Linked DNA regions of Mus musculus: region 2 is linked to region 1. A link is a contact called in ENCODE POLR2A ChIA-PET data. All regions are on one chromosome and are shown on one strand. Each heading gives the region's core, a stretch centred on a gene start or an enhancer-like site at or near the end of the contact. The rest is flanking DNA. Distances are from core to core; before and after follow the strand shown. Region 1 has its middle 57 kb from the start of Gm35039. Region 2 holds the start of Ccnl1 (cyclin L1).

What was found. ChIA-PET counts read pairs that join two places held with the same protein, here RNA polymerase II (POLR2A).
Region 2: POLR2A ChIA-PET joins it to region 1 with 26 read pairs in Patski. The contact joins the promoter of Ccnl1 here to the enhancer-like site in region 1. POLR2A ChIA-PET finds 5 or more read pairs at or near these places in 2 of 5 experiments (Patski and embryonic stem cell).

The regions. Positions count from the first base shown.
Region 1 is chr3:65,867,029-65,874,740 of GRCm38, forward strand. No RefSeq gene overlaps it. Among named protein-coding and RNA genes, the nearest start is that of Gm35039, 57 kb to the right of the region's middle. Within about 2 kb of position 4,268, at least 1 of the 3 ENCODE cell types and tissues checked has a DNase peak (open chromatin) inside an H3K27ac peak, as active enhancers do.
Region 2 is chr3:65,954,369-65,962,080 of GRCm38, forward strand. It overlaps Ccnl1 (cyclin L1), which reads right to left and starts at 3,881. Exons shown (of 11, transcript NM_019937.4): 1 at 3,440-3,881; 2 at 3,133-3,207; 3 at 2,485-2,594. The coding sequence starts at 3,760.

The DNA.
Region 1 (7,712 bases), core at 3,018-5,517:
AAATCTGGAAAAGCAATAGGATTAACGAGGTCCCGAAAACCATGTTTATCCTCTGGAGTGGCAGGACCTGTGTCCTCAAGGCCATGAAAGACAAAAGTGTAACCAGAGGTAGACAGCAAAGACGGTACTGGGATGTACCAGGCTGTACACAGGACACGGTGAGACAGGCAGTAAGATGCAATGTGTGTTTCAGAAAGACTGCCCTGCCTGCTCTGTGGAGAAAGGCCAGGGAAGGGTCATGGGCAAGTGTAGTTAAGCTGTTTTGGAAACTGTTTGTTACAGGCAGGTGTGCACTAGGAAAAGAAGCAATGTTGGGTGATAGAACAGGCAGATCGCCAATGTGGTTCACGCCTGTATGTTCTGCCAATAGCCTTCCAGTGAGCCCCTGCCTTCCGGCCCTAGCTTTCCTCACTTGCGGTTTGTGCCTAAAGACGTCCATTGAGCTTGTTCCTATGGACGCCGTCATATTTTCTTTCAAGCTTTCTCTAAAAATGAGTGTTTGTGATGCCTGAGCTATTTCAACTCCAAGGTTACAGTCTGAAATGATGTCAAGTCCGATTATAGAAGTGCCGACCTTCAAACGCTAACTGAGGGGCAGCATCAGATTCTGAGGGCTTTGCAGCCCTTCAGGCTACCTCTGTAGGTCAGTGTTTAAAATGATGAATTGCCCAGGTAACCAATGGAGGCTTCTCCCAGATGCTTCAAGCACAGTGCGTGAGTGTGGAACTAGATACCAGATCCTAGCATCCTCATTCTGGAGAATAACCATCGCTCTATTCCAGTAACGGTGTCCTAACATGGTGCTATACTAGACAGCAGGGCGCACGAGCTGATGGAGTCGTCTGCCTTCCAGGAACTGTCAAAACGGATGCTTGTCGATGTGGTTCCTCATGTGCTAATGTGGGTACTAAGTTCTTGAACCTCTCAAGCTATGAGATAAATCAACTTATTTCATTATAAAGCACCCAGACCCTAGCATTTTGTGACAATAATACAATATGGATTAAGGCACCTAACAACAAAAATAATACAGGTAGGCAGTTGCGCTTAGTGTTAAGCAGAGGCAAAGGGCCATTAAGACCCCAGACTGGACAGATCGGTGCCCTGTACTGAGAGGTTCTTCGGGGGGAGCACATTTGAGGCAGGTGCCAAGTCGGAATCTATTCTCTGGAGAAGAAAAAAAAGCTGTTCATTTCAGAGAGAAGGAAAACTCCTATAAAGACATCCGAGGAAAAGGCAGGGCCAAAAGGAGTCGTGGGAGCATTACAGAGTCTGAGGCAGGTAAGGTTAGCATTCCGGTGGGCTCAGTATGGGATCACTTTTGGGGGAGTACCCTGTATTAATTGTCTATTGCTACAAATCACTCCCAAACTGAAGAGCTTAAGATCACTACCTCATGATTTCTGGGTCTCTGGCGTCCAGCCCTTGCTTAGTGATCGTCTGGCTCAGGATGAGGTGTCAGAACAAAGTCAACTTATGGTTCTACTGAGTGAGGATCACTTTCCAGGCCAACCATGCGTGCTTGGTTATAAACATCAGCCTCTTACAACACGGCTCTATCCATATGATAGCTCACATCACCCAGTGGGGCATCCCACTCAAGAGGAAGCTGTATGGGAGTCGATAATAGCAAAGGATGGCTACTGGGGGCCATTTTAGAGGCTGTGAGTCTGTACGGTTCATGTACCAGGAGTCATTTAAGGTCTCCTCTCAGCCCTATCCCATCCTATATAAACTACAGAGAGAAATGTATGATTTCACTGTGTATTAGCTAGTGTTTGTTGATGGGTACATACTGGTCCCTATGAGTTTCCAGGAGCAGTGTGCTTTGTTTCATATATCTTGCTCAGGATTTTATACAACCCACTTGGCACTCACACTGTTATTATGAAATAGCCCCCCAAAAAGGAACCTGTGTGGGTAGAGATAGGCTGGAAGGTAGGACGGCAGAGAAGGAGGTAAGCGGAACCCCAAACTGAATAAAGAAAGAAAAAAAAAGGTCATATGCCAATTGCAATAAGTAAAGAATCTGAGTGGAATCTGGTTGACAGATCACACACGATGCCAGCTTGCCACCGCTTGGCAGCGCCCATGGTTTTCCCACATACAACTGAAAATAGCTAGCATTCGTCCTGAGGGAGTGCTACTAAAATAAGCAACAATGGGAGCCTCACCTCACTGCTCATTCAAGCTGAAAGCAGTCTGCAATTATTTTGCTGAAATTAGATACGAATTAAGTTGCCACTTCCGGAACTTTCTCTTGTACTATATTACCAAAAAGAAGAGAAAAAGCTCTCATATAGTTTAGATCTTGCTTTTTTTAAAAAAAATAAAAATGAACTCTCATAGAATAATACCATGGCAGATTACTGATCGTAGTCTCCTATGAGACCTAATCCCTCCACAAGCCAGGTTTCCTGGTTTCTCGATCTGCATTGAGTTTCTATGGATGCAAAGGGGCAGACCAGTAGAAAGGATTAGGAATAGGAATCACGAACTCACATTTGAGATGTGCAGTGTGTCCCAGGTAGAATTAGGAGCATTTGTGGAGTTGGCCCCTGGGTGCCTGTGGATAGCCCTGCTCCTTCTTCATTACAGTACTCCAAAAGTGTGCTTTGGTTTGCACCCATTTGAACAGGAAGTCCTGCATTTGAAAAACAAACCAAACATAATAATGGTAGTTTGGGGATTTCTCTCACATGACTAGGAATAGCGACATACAGATAATACAGAGGCTGAGATCTGTGCTGAGGAAGAGCCTCTGGATTCTGCCGTCACCTTCAGGAAACCATCTTTTCACTTGCCTCCTAAACAGGCAGAGCAGATGTCTAAGAGCTGAGCTGGACGCTGTGACTCTCTGGTTCCTGGGGTGGGAATTCCTTGCCACGGCAGCCCAGTTCCTGTTACCTTGGCAGAAGTCAAGGATTACTTTCCTCTCATTGATGGAACAGTTAGTCATGGATGAGGCATATTGGAAGCTTCCAAATCTTGCCTCTCCCTCTCACGCACCCTACATATCCCCACCCTAGTCCTTACTCTGATCTAGGAAATCTTAGAAACGACATATTAAGTGAAGATTTTCCAGGGTAACCTTCCTTTCTGGCGAAGTTTTTGGCGTTTGTGACATTTGTATGTATACACCCCCATAATCCTTAGACGAAAAACCGTTAAATGCTCACATAAGCAAGTCTTCAGAAGACGAATCTCTTGTACCTCATTTAACTTTTAAGATTATTCTCAATGTCTCTTTTTCCAGATATTTTAGGATTTAGGAGGAAAATGAAATTAGTTGAAACAAATCAAGGTAAGCTGGGTGATGAGAAATGAATTGATGTCTGCAAAGATTTCCCGTGCTGCTCACAATCTCTCTAGAGTGCCTCTCCTCTAAGGTGTAGGAAGCTCTGCTCCTTATCTGTTGACAGAAAACACAGGCTGGGGTCCATTCTGCCCAGAGCAGCAACATTCCTGGGACCTCATCCTTTTTCATACTTACCATGGGGGTAAAAAGCTCTGTATAAAGATGGAGTAATTGAAATCGCAACAGAACACCCTTAACAATCAAGAGTACCTCTGCTCAGGCTCAGGCTGCACTTCAGCCTGTGTCACCCGGGACTTGTTCCCAGAAGCAGAACTGACCTACAATTTGGGCTTCATACAGGAAGAAAGAGCCCATGTTACCAAGATGCACAAATTCAGAACGTGGATACCTCATTTGTTGTCACTAGGAAAGTTTTCAGTTAGCGTCTTTTCCCTTTCCCAGTTCAACAAATAAAATGCTTCCATTCTGCACTCTCTCTCCTCTCTTGTCACCTGGCCTGTTTCAGACACTGCGAAATAAATAAATAGGTAGATAAAAATAAAAAATAAAAGCAAATAAAAATACAATTAAATTAAATTTTTTAAAGGTTCCCAGATTTTCACATTTACCCCAAGCAGTAAAGAAGGGTCTGCCACCCTACAGGCAACTTTCAGGGGCATAGCGTCAGGTTATCAGAACTACATAGCGACCCCCAGCCTGGATAAATGTCGTTGGTGACCTTAAAAGTATTTATTTTAATCAGCAGTATCAGTTTTGAGAGGAAACTTCTTTCTAGCTTTCTGAGACAGCAGGGTCCGGGCTCCCGTTCCCTTCCCACCCAGGCTGTGCCTCGAGGCCTGGAGAACGTTTGCCTCGGTGATGGGAAGGGAGCACTGGCCTCTCCTGTGCTGCCCTGCACGTCCAGTGGCCCAGCACACAGCTGCGCGGGGGAGGGGAACATGCTCTCTAGCCCGGGAGCAGCTTTCCCAGAGGCCAGACAGAGGCTCTGGCCTTGCAGGGCGCCTCCCTCAAGAGCCTGAGGGTTCTTGGCAGCATGAACCCTATCCCTGCTGGGAGCAATGACTTTCTCAGGCCATGCTGAGGCCAGATGGAAGGCCGTGGGCGACTAGCGCATGCGTGAGGCGAGGGTGGCATTCAGGACAGTGGAGGAGGTCTCCAGGGCCTCAAGGGCAAGGCAGCTAGGGGCCCACTGAGAACAGAGCTTACTGGGTCCTACTGTCCTTCAGGTTTCTTAACAGCATGCTAAGGACATTGCACAGCTGGAGGTCAGCCAGTGTTAAAGGCACAGGTTCTTTAGAGGGTAACAGAATAACTGCCTCTCTTTTACATCTTAGGAAGCTAAGATTTAAAGCTATGGTTTTGTATTCTGCAAGCTAGTATCAGATCCAGATCTTACTGGTATGTCTGTGACTGTCTCCCGGTCACTTATCAGGTCTCTAAAAACCCATGTACTGAAGGCACATGGGTCTGCAAAAGAGAAGTATCCGTACATCAGTGTCTGTAACCACAGCGACTCTGAACTTGGGCACAGAGTAGAAAGGTTTGACCTGATGATTAATCAAACAACGCCAGCTGAATGTCTTTGGTGAAATCTAATTTCCTGTTCGTGAAAAGGAGATTAAAATGGAGCCCAGCCCCTAGAGTCCTGGCATTCCCAGGAGATGAGGTACCCATTGCTTAGCCGAGCGCCTGCTGGTGAAAGGCAATCAAATGTCTGAGCAACCATCTGAGAGGGAGACAAACACAGCAGAGAGATTGGTGCTTCAGTGTGAGGGCGGTTAGGGAAAGAGCCTTGCAGGATCTCCTAGGCAAAGGAGGAAACACCGGCTTCCCTTCCCCCCTCTCCCAGTAACAATGAATTGTTACTCACACCTGGGCACCTCTCAGCAGCATGGACTGCGCTCAGCATGGTGGCTCCAGCTATTTCTCGCTCTGGCTTCCCTGGGTGGGCCAGGCTGAAGATGGAGGAATCGCAGGAAATGGATGCTTGTGTAAAGTGTCACAATGGAGCACATGGAATCATAGATGGTTGAAGATAAAGACCATGGACCTCCTCGTGTAAATGAAAATGGAGTGAGAAGCTTTGAGGGGTAGAGTGATAGCAAGATTCCGACTTGAATTAAGAGGCCTGATGTTTGGCATCCCTGTGGTTCATGCCCCCCACACTCGGGGCAGATACCTTACACACACAGTACAGAGGGCAAAGAAAAAGAGGGAAAATGGTAATGAAAAAAAGGATTCCTTTTTCCTACCTTATGCAACTTCATATTCAGCAATACCATTTACTGTGATCATTAGATTTAAAACAAACAAACAAACAAACAAACAAACATTTAAGGCCAGGCTTGATGGTGCATGCCTTTAATCCCAGCACTCAGGAGGCAGAGGCAGGTGGATGTCTGTGAGTTCAAGGCCAGCCTGGTTTACAAAGCAAGTCCAGGACAGTCAAGGCTCTGATACACAGAGAAGCTGTCACAAACAACCAAACCAAAACAAACGTTTAAATTGATCTGAGAGGAAGACAGCAAGCTCTGATCATGTTTTGATTGTGCCCGTAGAATATCCAGATGCATGTCTCCAAGAAGGGTTAGGATCACAGACACCAAGTATAAGAGTCTTAGAGTTGTCCAATGGGGAATATTCAACAAAAGGTGATCTCCGAAATAGGGGCAGGGCTCAGATGGCCATAAAGTGCAGAGACAGGGGTGGGGCGTGGGGGGAGTGACTCACAGAATCAGGAGAACTGAACCTTCACAGATCTCTGCTTCAATGATCAAATGAGACATTTTGAGGAGGAGACGAAGTAGAATAAAGATCAGGGCAGGAAAACAGCCTCACACATTTCACACGAAAGCCTTCTCCAGGTTGAGGAAGTAGTCGTGAGTGAAAAATGCCAGTGATGAGTGATGTCAAGCAAATGAGTACTGGAAAACGTCCATTCAGTTTAGCAATGGGGAAGTCAGTGCTAAGTTATGCAATTCTAGTTTCATTCATTCTGTGAAGCTCTGAGAGCAGAAACCAAGTCCGAGCTGTGTTAGAAGCAAGGAGCGTTGAGACCAAGCTATGTTAGAAGCGGGGAGAGTTGAGACAGGAGAAATCATAGCAGGTTTCAGTTTGGACAAGGAAGGAAACGTCACAACGGGAAGAAGTGGAGTTTGTTTTCTGTGCGTAGTTGTTTTATTACCATTTTTCTTTACACTGGGAACTGGCAAGTGCTTATAGAGAAGGAGAATAATCCTAATGGAAAAGCAATGACTCATTACAAATGCAGAGTAAGACTTTATCCCTCTCCGTCATTCCAGAACTATGAGAGATGAGCCGAGTGTTGGTCAGGCAGAGAGAAACCCTACTACGGACTTTGCAAGCAATGCTAAGCTCCTGTGTAACCTGGGTTCTGTCCAAATGTAAACCCAAGTCTGAGCTGCATGGCCAGAGGTGATATTTGCCTCAAGGTGACCCTGTAAAAAAAAGGCTTTGAAGCCCCTCAGACCAACGCTACCAGGAAGTCACAGCAAGAGATTAGATAGTCTCTTGTACTCAGAAGGACAAAGAAGAGGGTAAGCCAGCCAGGCAGCATTACCTCAGACTGGAGGTTGGACCACAAACTTGCCACCTTCAGAGTTCCACATCAGAGATGGACCAAGCACCCAAGACAATGAAAAAAAAAAAAAAAAAAAAAACCAGCTGTTGCTGTGGAATAAGCGCACACACAAGGCAGCTACTGGGAGGACCAGGGCAGTCCACGTTCCTTCCTCCCCACCCCATCGTGCTACATCCATCCATACACATCGCTCAAGTAGTAAGAAGAAAATACCTAGCAACTCTTACGAGCTCAGACACTGTTGAATGGTGGTGCCCTACTCTATCTGGCAATAACTATTAGCTGGTGGATGGAGGGAAGCATAAAAGGATGTCCCAAAGGAGAGACAATGGAGGACACTTGTGTACTTCAGGGAAGCACCTGTTTACCAAGGATCCTGGGATACATTCACGAGGCCAGACCTAGGAGTTCATTGTGTAAAGGGAGGAGCAGAGGTAAAAATCAAATAGAATGATAGACCATGTGGTGGTTTGAATATGCTTGGCCTATGGGAAGTGGCACTGTTAGGAGGTGTGGCCTTGTTGCTGTGGGTGTGACCTTGTTGGAGGAAGTGCATCACTGTTGGGTGGCCTTTGAGGTCTTACATTCAAGTTCCATCCTGTGTGGAAGAAAGCCTCCTCCTGGCTACCTGCAGAAATGAGTCGTTTCCTGGCTGCCTTTGAATGAAGATGTAGAACTCTTGGCTCCTCCAGTACCACATATGCCTGCAAGCTACCATGCTTCCCTCCATGATGATAATGGACTGCACCTCAAAAACTATAAGCCAGCCCCAATTAAATGTTTGCCTTTATA
Region 2 (7,712 bases), core at 2,631-5,130, 87 kb after region 1:
TGAGTTACAAGGACTGATACTCTGAAAGTAGTTCAAGGAAGTATACTGTGAAACAGATGGCTAATACAAGACTGCTACTCAACACAGAAATCTCTAAAGCTTATTTTTAAATAGGAACACTCTTTCAATGTCAACAAACTGAAGGTTTTATGCATTGAAAACAGAATAAACAGCCACCAATAAAAGTAGTTAAATCTTACAAGTTTATCTTCTTGTAACAGAAACCTTAACTTCTTTAAAGAGAAGACTGGGAACATTACATAGAAACAGCAAATTTTATCTGTAAACCGCGGATATAAATAGCTTTAACTTTCCTTTGAATTCAGCTATTCTAAAGAATTACCAAAATATAAAAAACTAATGAGAGATAAGTCAATTATCTCAAACTGAGGACTGAAATGTTTTGTTTTTCTTCAAACACTTGATCGTACTATCTACATGTAGCAGCCATGACTAGAAAAGGCTATGTACCCCTTGTAATTGTCAAGGCCATAGAATAACCTAGTTAATTTGCACAAATTGGACTAAAATTCAAGACAAACCAATAAGAGTATCAGAGTAAAACATTTATGAATACTTTCTAACCATGCCCTATGGGGGGGAAAAAGGGAAAGAAAAAAAGAAAAATAAATAAAAACCCCACCACCTTTTAAAGCTATAGTTTTAATAACTTGGACAGCAAAGACAAAAGCTTTTAACAAGAAACAGGAGTTTTTTGTTTGTTTGTTTGTTTTTCTCTAAATGGTTCACCAGTGGCCAACCTGTTAGTCCCCGATTCCAGTGACCTATTCTCAGAACACTGGCTTCTCCTTGGGGATTTCGATACTTCACTCACTGTTGCCATGACGACAGCTTCATCTCTATGTACCACTCCACATCACCCAGGCTTTGGTAAATGTAGCTGGTCGCTGTATAGTCGGTTGCAAGGGAAAAAAGAGTTGAAGTTAATAACATATACAAGTTACATGTCTGAGTAAACTTGTAATATGCATAGAAACACTTATATCCTGCTTTTAAAAGGGGGGCTTCCATGCAATTAACTTCTTTAAGAATTTCATGCTATAATCAAATTTGAAACATTGAAACAAAATCAATTTCTCTTTAATGATGATCAAAAATGAAGTTTATATCCAATACAAGCCAGTCAGATTGAATTATTTTAAATTTTGAAGTTTTATAAAAAGATGATCCTATTCTGACACCTAGGAAGGAAGAAGTCCCACAGAAAAACACCAAACGATCATGTGATTATAGTTGGCTCAACAACTCATATACTACTAGAAAATGTTCCTTTATTCACTAAAAATAAGAATTCTGTATTTCAGTGTTTTGTAAAAACACCCTGAAAAAAAAAATCAGCCATGTAATCTAAAATACAAGTATAAGCTCAGAACATACTAAACACTAATTTGAAACTCCCCCATTTCTCAACTTTCTTCACAAAGAACTAAAAATGTTTTCAAACAGAAGAAATTGTATCTGGGCACATAGTTAGAAAAGATGGGGCTGAATAGTATAGAGAAAAAAATGCTATAAAAATTGACTGTGTTACTCATTTCAAACTTCCACTACCACCAACTTATAGCTTCCACAATAAAGACTACCTATGTTCAATACGCATTAGGACTAAGCAACACCCAACTCCCAAAACAGGTTATCTTGTCATAGCTAAATTCCTTCCAAGCTCACAGTTCCTTAGAAACTAATCTACACCACAAATATCCATCAGCCTGTCCTAGAATCACCTGTAGAGCCTGGAGTACTGCAACAAGCTTTGGTACTGCCTTATAGGCCCACATAAAGTTACCAGGGTATCACTACACCTAAAAGATACTGTTTCAGACTCTATTTTCTTACAAGATCGAATAAAGAGCCCTATCTGAAGCAACTCAATGAGTTATTTTTCTAAGGAACTCACTGAGACTACATCTGACCAAAACAGAATACCTGTTCAATCCCTTTGACTTCAAACTTTATCATCCTCCAGTCCTTTCAGATGCGGCATTATGCGATATATCGTAGTTCAATGTTGAGAAGTACTCTAACAAAAGCCAACCTCAATTGATGAAGAAACTGGGACTCCAAGCAGAAAAACGACCTACACGGAACTTTGCCACAACATTAACTTGAACTACAGGGCTTACATGTCCAGCCTTCAGTTTTCCAGAGAGGGGAGGGGAAACACAACTTACAGAATACACTCCCACTTGAGCCAACCGTACTCCCTTTCTTGTTTAATCTTAAGCCAAGGGACTGGCTTCACAGCACTCTAGAATTGTCCACAATGCAACTGTCTCTACAAACTTCAGATAGCTGGTTAATGGAGGGGATTTTAAAAGTTTCAATGTTCCTACGTGAATTTCAGCACCTAATGTCCGCTTTCTTTTGCATCCACACTGACTTGAGGGAGGGGAGAAGATGTTTTGACTGGATGATTGGTGCACAGTACAGCAAGAGATACTATGTTCAACAGGCCAATCTTACCTTTTTCCTCTTAACTGGCGGAGGTGGTGGAATACATTAATCACATCTCTTATTCTTCTTGGCGCTTCTTCGATTTTTGACGCAAGATTAATACAGGCCATAGCAACAATCTGAAAGAACCCAGGTAAAAATCCAAGTGAAGTTAAACTAGAAACAGTTTAACAAAGTCTAACAACCCTTATTTTGTTTTGTTTTTAGATAGGGCTTCTCTGTGTAGTCCTGGCTTCCAGGAACTCCATCTGTATGTACATCTGCCTGCCCAAGGATGTGGGTCACCAAGGACCGGCAAAGAACCCTCTTTAGGATACAACGGGCTTTTTAGCGAAATAAAATCGAAGCTGACATTTTTAGACCAGCTCTTACGTTTTATTGCTCAACTGCTCTTAATTTTGGGTCAGAATCAAGCTACCTCTTGCTAGAATTGTGCAATGGCTTGAAAACGTAGTTCTTGGTTAACAGAGCACGTGAACTGGGGATCCATTTTCTAGTTCTTGAAACATTGCTCTACGGGCCCCATTTCCTTCTGGGTGGGAACGAGGTACAAAGGCCTAAGCTAACCACTCCCTTTCTGGAAAAGCTGGTTCCTACCCCCTTCCTCCCCGCTTCCGGATGAAGAAATCCCTTCTTGTCCGCCTCCGCCGCGCTTACCTCGAAACTGTGTTTGACGAACGACTTGGAGTAGAAGAACCGATGGAACAGCACCTGCCCTGTAGCCATCGCCACCTGCAGACGAGAGAGGAGAACGGAAGCGCCGGGGTCAGGCGGGCCCGCACCAGGCGCCGCCGCCATTTTGTGCGGCCGCTCGCTTCCCTTCCCCCGCCCGGGCCGCGCGGCGCCGCCCGCCCCCGCATCCCCACCCTCGCCCGCCCGAGCTCCCGCCGCCGCCGCCGCCCGGCGCAGGCTCCGGAGAAACCTGGCCGCGGCGGAGAGGCCCGCAACCAGCCGGGGTTCTCACCTGCGGCAGCCGGAGGAGGATGCCGGCGGCCTGGATGAGCTCGCAGCCCAAGATGCGCAGATCCGTCTCGCTGGGCAGGTCCAGGCCGTCCTGCATGGACGGGGTAGGCGAGAGCCGCTCCTCCGGGATCAGCGAGTGGTCGATGGTGAGCGACACCTCCGAATACAGGCGGTCGCCGATCAGGATCCCTCCGGTCGTGGTCGTCGTCGTGGTGGTCGTGCCGGAGCTGGAGCCGCCCGCGCTCGGGGCGGCGGACGAGGCGGAGGCGGCAGCGGCGGCGGCGGCGGCAGCGGTCGAGGTCGGGTGAGGCCCGGACGCCATAGTTCCAGCGAGCTCCACGCACGCCCGACGCAGCCGGAACCCAAAGCGAGACTAACCAGCGTCCTCGGCGCGACGGATCTTCCCGTGACCGCCGGCTTCCAGGCCGCCGCACGCAGCGTGCGCTTCCGCCCTGACGTCACCACGCCGACACGCCCTACCCCACCCCACTCCACTCCCCGCGCGCGCCAACGAGTTCCTCCGCGCTTCGGTCGGTGACACCGGGCGGAGGGGTCCGGATGGGCAGGGCGGGGCAGGGTGCTGGCGGCTCAGGGGTGGTAATGGCTTTAGTCACCGGATAACCCGGACTCTGGCCTGGTGAGTCGGCCCCGATACCCCTGCACGGTCTGCGCGTTGGTGACAGTCCGGCGGTCGGCGACACCGGAGTGTAACAAAGTGACTCTGAACCGGGCAGCTTCCCAGTTTGAGCGCCTGGGGTTTCCGGAAAGCTCCGAGCGCGCGTGGGTGTCGGGGTGTAGCCTAGAAAGGCATGCCTAGCCCTGACCTCACTTCGCCGGGTTTACAGTAATCTGGAAAATCCCTAGTTCCAAAAATAGGTTTATGGCGAGGACAGTACACGGGCGATTTCATTGCGCTGGGGAGTCTCGTCTTAAAGAGATGGTTTTTGTCAGAGTGGAGAGAAAGTAACTATCCCTGTGTCAATGAAGAGAAAAACACAGCTCTCATCTTACATGGAGTTTGGAATAACCTAAATCTGTGTTCCGGGACCATGGTCAATCAAAATGGCTCCAGGATAACCCATCATTTATTCCCTTTAAGATGAGAGCTGTGGTTTTTTTGTTTTTTTCGAGACAGTTTCTCTGTATAGTTCTGGCTGTCCTGAAACTCACTTTGTAGACCAGGCTGGCCCTGAACTCAGAAATCCGCCTGTCTTTGTCTCCCGAGTGCTGGGATTAAAGGCGTGCGCCACCACCGCCTGGCTGAGAGCTGTGGTCTTTTTCCATCCATACTAAAAGTCCCAAAAGCTGAGGTCGACCGTGAAACAATTGATCCTTCTGCCTCTGGCCTCCCATGATCTTTTTATTCCAGCTTAATCCTCTGAGATGGCCTTTAGGGAGAAAGAAAAATCTCCTGACTCAGTACAAAGGGTTGGAATTGTTATTTTGTTAAAGCTTACTTTCTTGAAAAGTGTCTTAACCTTGGACCTATAGAGCGCACTGAAAATTTGGATACATCTTAGTCACCAAAGCAAGGTATTTTCACAGCTCATTTTTACAAAGTGTGTTGGGACGGGCACTCTGGAGACAAAGACAGGTGGATCTCTGATTAGAGGGTCAGACTGATTCCAAGCCAGTAAGAGCTATATAATATCTTCAAAATGAAACAAAACCTCTTCCAAACAAAAGCTATATAGAGCAGGAAGTGGTGGCACAAGCCTTTAATCCCAGTACTCAACTAAAGCCTCAAAAACAAAAATTTTATGATTGTGATAGCTTTTTGTCACTGACAGATTACCTAGAAAGTCCACAATGAGGTTTAATTTTGGTTTATGGTCTCTGAGGTTTCAGGCTACAGCCATGTGGCCCTATACCTGTAGGACTGTGTAGGCAGAACTTTATGGTGTGAGACCTTGGTAAAAACAAATCCCTTGCCACCAACAAAGAGAAAGGGGAATATATCCAGGGATCTCCCTCCTCAAGTAGGTTGCCAACTCCTAATTGCTTGTCCAGCTGTGACCTCATCGTCGGATTAACCCATTTATGAGGTATTTGCCTTTGTGATTAAATCACCTCTCAGTGCTACTAACTAAGGACAAGCTCTTCACAGGGTCTGTATGTGGCAGGCATTTCATATCCAAACTTTCTGTGACAGCATAGGAGACACAAGTCCAGGGGACAGGTATGTCGGGACAAAACTTTTCCTAGTGAGACACTACTCACCTCAGATAGGGAACCTACCACAGACCAAAGTATGGATACCATCAGAGTGCAAACTTGGTGAACCAATGAGTTTTATTAGGGTTACTTACAGGAATATGGGTAAGGAGCAGAAATGATTTGGATAGCTGCACCACCAATGTGCAATTCTATGCATATATTAGGGTCGGCACAATTTAGTGAAAACTTTTTTGGTGATAATTAACTCAATTCCATGTGGACAATAAAGTTTAAGGTGTGACTCCATCAAAACTCTTTGTAAAGTACACGTGACATCTTCCATAAAGATGGGTTCTGTAGATTCACTACATGAGACACCTTCCATAATGATCAATTCTGTAAATGACATGCTCATGATACGGGTCTGGAGAAAGATCTGATGTGGTCTTGGCCACACAGCAGAAAAGGTCACCAGGCTATTAGTCACATCTGCTCTCGGCCTTCTGGGTGGATAGAAGGTTATATACCCTTGTTTGAAGGAACAACCCTGTCTTTAACATTACTGGTTCCTACCTGTAAAGGTGGTACACACCTTTAGTCCTGGCACTTGGGAGGCAGAGGCAGGTGGGTCTCTAAGTTTGAGGGTAGTGCCTGTTCTACAGAACAAGTTCCAGGACAGCCAGAGCTACACAGAGAAACCCTGTCTTGAAAAACAAAACATTCTTGGTTCCCCTGTTGCTTATCTGTTGAGCACAGGACTTTTGTTCCTCCCACAGGAAGAGATGGCTGAACATGTTATAAATGCTTGCTCCTCATTATGTCACCAAACTACTGTTACTATTTCTTTTTTCAAAATTGTCCATGACTAATCCAGAAGATGGGAGGTAATGGGCTAGTAACTGGACTCTACGAGGTTTTTGCTCGTTAAGTAACTGTCATATTCTTTCTGTGATATAATCTAAGTTTGGAAAAACCATTACATTATTTGTAAGTTATTATGGAGAAAGTTTTGTTTCCAAATTACTATCCACTTAAAACAGCCACGTTAAAATGTGGAAAGACAAGGCTTGTTTAGAATTACCAAGAATTCAGGGAAGAGTAAAGATACGTGTTATTCATAGAAAAGCATTAGTGGAAATGAATCCAGTCAAGTGAGGCCGTTGGGAGGCAAATGACTATGTTGAATAAGTGAAAATGTGTGTATACGCACGTAATATTCTATTATTATTTATTATTGTGGCCCAGGTTGGCCATGGATTCATTGCAGCCATCTTGCCTTAGCTTCCCAAGTGCTGGTATTACAAACCCAAGCCACCATACCCTGCCTTGCTTATCTTTATAGACAGGGATCCTACTAGTTCAACCTGAGTTCTGTGTGCCTGAAAGGAAACTTAGTGAAAGTAAAGTTACATTTTTACTGCTTTAAGACAGGTGGAATTCAGGTGATACCAGAAAGACTAATGGCTTTCCTGAGGCACTAAAGTATCTTATTCCCTGTGCTTAAATTGTTCTCATGTCATTAGATGCAGCCTTCTGGCAAGTGTGTCTTCTGGTTATCATTTAAACATCAGTTTTTAAGTTCTGAAACCAAAACTAGTATTATTTTTATTTCTTTAGTAATCATTCTTTCACTATTATACTACAGGAATTTAATAACACACCACAAAAATTGAGCCTGAAATTAAGCTCCAGAAGAAGGACTTCTGGGGCTGGAGAGATGGCTCAGCAGTTAAGAGCACTGACTGCTCTTCCAGAGATCCTGAGTTCAATTCCCAGCAACCACATGATGGCTCACAACCATCTATAATGGGATCTTTTGCTCTCTTCTGGGGTGTCTGCAGACAGCTACAGTGTTTAGAACATGCCACATGTTTCAAACCATTCTCTTTTTCAAACTGACCAACTCTAAAGTAGAGGAGTAAGACTCTTCAGAGGCTTTAAAACCCCCATCCCCAAGAAGAGATTTCATTTTCAGAGTGTCATCCTCTTTGCTTTGCAGAGGATTTTTTTTCTCTGTGTGTTTGCTACCTGGGTGTGCCCCTCACCCTCAATAAACACCTTCCTTTAACTGTTGGCTCTGTTTGTGGTGCTTGAGACTTCCTGTTGCTGCTTGATGC